Regions from separate parts of the Homo sapiens genome. Here region 1 is linked to region 2. Evidence: chromatin contacts called from ENCODE Hi-C or POLR2A ChIA-PET data. All regions are on one chromosome and are shown on one strand. The core of a region is the stretch at or near the end of the contact, and the rest is flanking DNA. Distances in the headings are between cores, read along the strand shown.

Region 1 (2,700 bases), core at 24-2,523, 480 kb after region 2:
TCATATTTTTTTACCGTTAAGAACTTATGTGTAACGTAAGAAAATATTTATCGGTAGCATATAAATTCATTGTCAGGAATGGTGGTGATGCCAACCAACCAGACTATCCACATGGGTGCCTGAGATAGTGACGCCTTTGCTTTCTGATGGTTCAGTGTAGATAAACTTTGTTTCATGCACACAATTATTGAAAATATTGTATAAAATTACCTTCGGGCTATGTATATACAGCATATATGAAACATAAACGAACTTCAGGTTTAGACTTAGGTCCCCTCCCCAAGATAGCTCATTTTTTATGTGCAAATACTCCCAAATCCAAAAATATCTGAAACAAAACATACTTTGGTCCAAAGCAAAGGAAGGTATGGAGAACTTAGATAACTTCTCCAAACTTCCTTGCTGGAAGTCCACCACTGATCTGTCTGATCAGAGTGAGCCAGTGCTCTGTGCCCCACCCTTCCTCACTCCTCACCCGCACTATCCTTAGGGAGGCCAGCAGCCTTGAACCTGAAGGAAGACCACTAAAAGAAGTATGGCCCATAGGTGAGTGAGAGGCAGGCTTAAGGAGCAGCTGGCTACCTCTGAGTCAGCCCTGTAGACAGGGTGGCCGTGCACTGTGGTCGTGACCAGGTGCTGCAGGCTCACCTCCCTCACCTTGTTGGCTTCAGCTGGGGGCACCAGCAAACACCCGACCACAGCCACCAAAGATAAGAGCTTCATGCTTATCAGGCTTGCTGGGCCAGCAAAGCCGGACACCTGGAAAAAGAGATACGGAGTCGGAGAAGGGGAAGGTGGCCACACCGCAGCCAGCACGCTAGGCCCTTAACCATCCGGCCAAGTGGGAATGGGGTTGGGGGCTGGGCTCCAGGATTCCAAGGCCTGCTAAACCTGGTCGCCAAACCCTGCTTCCCTCCCGCCCAACTCTCCGGCTCTCCGCCAGCCACCTGGTGAGCCCGGCAGAGGGGTCCTCGAGGGGACACCGCTGCCAGGGGCCTCCAGTTCCTTCTCAAGGCCCGGCTCTGACCCGCGCATCACGTCCCACCGCCCTCCGCCATCTCCGCCTCTGCCCGCCCCGCAGCTCCTCCCCGCTCGGGCCCGACGGGAACTTTTGGGTGCGAGTCTGGGACCCCTGCTCCGACGGCGAAGGCCGGTGCCCACCACGCCCAGAGGTCTTAAGCCGGACTGGGACCCCCAATAGCCCCGCGACCCCCGTCCCCTCCCCCAATGCCGCGTCCACGAACCTACAAGCCCGCTGCAGCCGCAAAAGACCCAGTTGTCCCCGCCCTCTCCTAGCTTCTATTGGTTGCCAGAGCAGCCCCTTAACCCGACCGCGCTGTCGCCATGGCAACAAGACCCGCCTTCACCTGGGCGGGGAGACTCTTGCGCAAGGGAGAGGCGGGCATTTCTCAAACCCGACCAAACCAGAAAAGGGAACGTCAGCCTTCCAAACTCCTGGGGAAGGGTCTTGCCTTTGTGTGGCCTGAGAACTCCCACTGCGGTGCTTCTCCCTTCCTTGTATTATAAAACTCAGCTTGTTTCATCTTGCTGTTTTAGAAAGAAAGCGCTTTATACACTGTAAGCTAGTAACGTCAACAAAAACGATACGAGATTGAAGGGCTTTGTCCTCATTCAAAATCTGGAAATGTTATTTAGGGATCCACGTCTTTGCTGCAGAAGACTTTCTGCGCGGCAACGTCTCTACCCCTACACACACCTCTGAGAAGGAGAAATCTAGGGTTGGCGATGGGTGGTGTGGGCTGGGCCTGTGAAGAGTGTGCACAACAGCGTCCTCAGCCTGATCCCCCTACCCCATGCTGGTGCTGGGCCTGGCAAAATGGGGCAAAGTGTGCATGGCCAGGATGCAGGGGTGAGGGTCCCTGGCTGCTATGTGGCAGATGTGAACTTCTTGCCAGCTGTGAAGGAAAGGGGAGTCATATGAATTCAGGGCACCAGACCCGGAGTGAGGACACCGGGGCTTTGGCCCTGGCGCTCCCCCTAAGCAGCTGTGTTAGCCTGGAAAAGATACCTCCCTTCTCTGGGCCTCAGCTTCCCTTACTTCCCTTATCTGTAAAATGATTCGGTTGGATTCTAAGATCCCCTTCAGCTTTGATATGTTGGGATTCCTTAGGGGTGGGTGGGAGGGGTATCAATATGGCCCAAACTTGAGGTTGGTGGCTGGATTAGCATAGGGGCTGGGTCCAGGTGGAATCAAGCCCCTCGCAGGCCCTGTGAACTGAGGTGGGCACTTATCTGGAGGCCACTGAGTTTGTGTTCCTCTCTCCTATGCTTATGTCTTATTCCTCTTTATATCCTTGCCACCTGGCAGAGTGACCTGTGTTTGGTAGGTGCTCAGGAAGTGTTTGCTAAACTGAATTCTATAGAATTAAATTAAATCTAGTTGGCAGGGGGCAGGGGCAGGAGGCCTGCAGTGTGATGCAAAGGTCAGGGGCTTTGGAGCTAGAGTGACCAGGGCAGGAATCCTGGTTCCTCCCTTCCTAGTTGTGTGAATTTGGGTGGTTTCCTTTAGGACACCGCCTTTGGATCTTTGGAAGTCTTTGGAATCCTTTCAGAAGTCTCGGTTTCCATGCCCATAAAATGGGATTAATATTACCAAATTTTCAAGGTGGTTGTAGGGATATAATGAGTTTACATATGCAAAGCACCTAGAACAGCATCTGACACAAAGAGGGAGGCTCT
Region 2 (2,700 bases), core at 1-2,500:
CAGATCGCGCCACTGCACTCCAGCCTGGGCAACAGAGCAAGACTCCGTCTCAAAAAAAAAAAAAAAGAAAAGAAATTAAGTGGTTTGTCCAAGCTCACACAATTCTTAAGTGTTACAACCCTGGCACTGTGGATCCAGAGCACAAGCTCTCAACCATACGAGGACTAAGCTCTAATTTTTTATCTTACCCAAATTCCTTTCTAAGGGGTCTGGAGAGTCATGCCCTACAAACCATAAATTCTCATCAGATGGGTTTTATTTAACCCTGTATATCGTGACTTACTTTCCAATCTGACTCTGGCCTAACAAGGAAGAAAATAAAAATGTTTTACCCCAAAATATATTTCCTTGTCGTACCTTAAAACTCCCCTGCAAAGTCTCTTGCAGGAAAAATCTGCATTTGGTGAGAATTCCCATCTCCCCTTGTTTTCCCTCCTTCCTTCCCAGATCCAGGAGATAATCAACTAAGAGCCAGGCACCCTTTTAAGTCCAATATAAAACAATTTACAACCTGCTCTCTCTAAAGTCTATCTAAGAGCTTCCTCTGCACAATAAAACTTGGTCTCCACAATCCTTTATCTCTAGCCTGAACATTCCTTTTTATGGATCCCAGGTCTTTAGATAACCTCAACCAGATAACGTTTACATTTACCGATTGAGTTGCCCCGCCTTTCTAAACTAAACCAATGTATTTCTTAAATGTATTTGATGTCTCACGCCTTCCTAAAATAGATAAAACCAAGCTGTACCCCAATTTCCTTGGGCACATGTTCTCAGGACCTCCTGAGGACTGTCACTGGCCATGGTCACTTGAATCTGGCTCAAAATAAATCTCTTCAAATATTTTTCAGAGTTTGATTCTTTTCATCAACCCATATCTATACCTTTTTACACCAAAAACATGTCTTTGCAAAATTACAGTTATTGGGAATAAGGCTTTTAACCTAATCTGGGGACTATCAAATATACTAATAAATATTTTTCTTAAAAAAATTCTTTGTTTAAACTGCCAGATTCCAACTTCCAGAAAAATTCCAACAGAAATGCAACCGAGGGTCTAGAATTACTATCCTAAATCTCCGAAAATGTACAGGGGGTGGCGGGCGGGGCAGGGACGGCTCTAGGTGAGCAGGAAAAAGCTTGGAACTCAGTCTTCCAATGGCGAAAGGGAACGTGCTCCTGCTGGGCGGGACGGCGGACGGCTGGCGGCGGCGCGGCCTCCAATTCTCGCCAACGCGCCCCGCACCCCCGTGCACTGGCGGGCCCTCCCCTCGGGCGTTGCCTCCCACCCACGCCCGGCGGCACCGCACCCCGAGGCGCTTCACGTCACGGAGCTGCTAGGAGACGGGCGGGGCTCCGGTTCCGGGTAGAGGCCTGGGACACGGGGAACTGTAAGGATGGGAGGAAGGCCGCGCAGGGGCACCAGTTCTGCCGCCGCGGCCTAGCGCCCCAGGTCCCGGAGAAGGGGCACCAGGGCGGCCAGGGGCCCAAGCTTCCGGGGCACGCTCACCCGCGCAGGACTGAGGCCGCGTCCGCTCCCGCTCCCGCTCGGGCCGTCTCCCCCTTCCAGGCTCCAGGCCAGGCTTCCGCCCGACAAGCCCTGACCCGCTCGTCAGGACTGCGGCCCGGGGTTGGTGGTGCGGAGCGGAGCGGAGCGGAGCGTAGAGTAGAATCCACTTCCCCGGGTTTTGGGAGGGGGCCGCAGCCCGCTTTCCGGGCGGCGGGGAGGCGGGGCCACCGCGGGGGCGGAGCTCGGCTGGGAGCCGGCAGTGGCTTGGGAGGGAGGGAGGGAGAAGGAGAGGGGCGGGAAGGCTCCTCGCGTTTTCCACGCCCCCGCCCAGCTCTGGGCTGGTGGTAAATCTCGGAACTGGTCCGGGCTGGGCGAGTTCTGGACGGAGGGGCACGTTTGGGAATCCTCTTGGAAGAATTTACGTAATCGAATGGGCTGGGACTGGTGGAAAAGAGTTGGACCGTCCGGAAAGAAGCAGGAGGGCGGCGCGGGGGCCTGGCACCCTTAGAAAGTGGGAAGTGTGAGTGTAAAAGGGAGGGGCACTTCTGCCCGTTGGGCCCAAAAACCCTTTTCTGGCTTTAGCTAGTAGAGCCACTCAAAATTTAAACGGAGTCAGCTTGATGTGGCATATATGATAAGCTGGATAATATTTCCTGCACCACCGCACCCCTCCCCCCACCCCAACACCAACAAGAAAATAACACAAGTCACGGTTCTTGTTCCTTGTGGGCTGACATTTCCCTGTTTTGCCAACCTCTGGAGCCACGTGTCCCAAGCAGCTTGTAGTTGAGAAGTGATGGGGGAGAGGAGACAGCACGGGAGAGGAAGGAGGGAAGCCAGCTTATATTCAGGTGCCTTAAGTATTTAAAAATATTTTCAGTGTAATAGTCGATGCATTCAAAAGAGCATATTTACCAAATATGTAAAATTTAAAGTATGCTAATGAAACTATCACTCCACCACGTTATCAGTATTTAGCATGTATCTATGCATCTCCAGGATTCTACTCCTGGCCTCTTAGCTCACCACCACTATCTTCAGTTTTGTCCCTCTTTGCCATTTTTAGTGGTTTTATCATATTTGGATGCATTCCTGTGTATTGGTGTATTTTTCTTCTTTTTGAGCTTTATAAAAATACATATAGCCTGGAATTCGCTTTTTATCACTCAACATTTGTTTTTTTGGTTCAT

The links. Hi-C counts contacts between places; a loop is a spot of excess contacts on that map. ChIA-PET counts read pairs that join two places held with the same protein, here RNA polymerase II (POLR2A). Pooled maps may share reads with other maps.
Region 1: a loop to region 2 is called in a map of CD8-positive, alpha-beta T cell, with 26 times the contacts of the local background. The contact joins the promoter of TMEM9 here to the promoter of DDX59-AS1 in region 2. A Hi-C loop is called at or near these places in 3 of 168 maps with a recorded cell type or tissue (CD8-positive, alpha-beta T cell and naive thymus-derived CD4-positive, alpha-beta T cell), 2 of 37 single-sample maps with no recorded cell type and 9 of 50 pooled maps. POLR2A ChIA-PET finds 5 or more read pairs at or near these places in 2 of 52 experiments (A549 and H1).

The regions. Positions count from the first base shown.
Region 1 is chr1:201,153,201-201,155,900 of GRCh38, forward strand. It overlaps TMEM9 (transmembrane protein 9), which reads right to left and starts at 1,274. Exons shown (of 5, transcript NM_001288565.2): 1 at 658-1,274. The coding sequence starts at 723. RefSeq lists an enhancer at 511-660 and a silencer at 1,071-1,350.
Region 2 is chr1:200,668,257-200,670,956 of GRCh38, forward strand. It overlaps DDX59-AS1 (DDX59 antisense RNA 1), which reads left to right and starts at 1,251. Exons shown (of 3, transcript NR_110787.1): 1 at 1,251-1,366. It overlaps DDX59 (DEAD-box helicase 59), which reads right to left and starts at 1,651. Exons shown (of 8, transcript NM_001031725.6): 1 at 1,511-1,651. RefSeq lists a silencer at 1,065-1,804.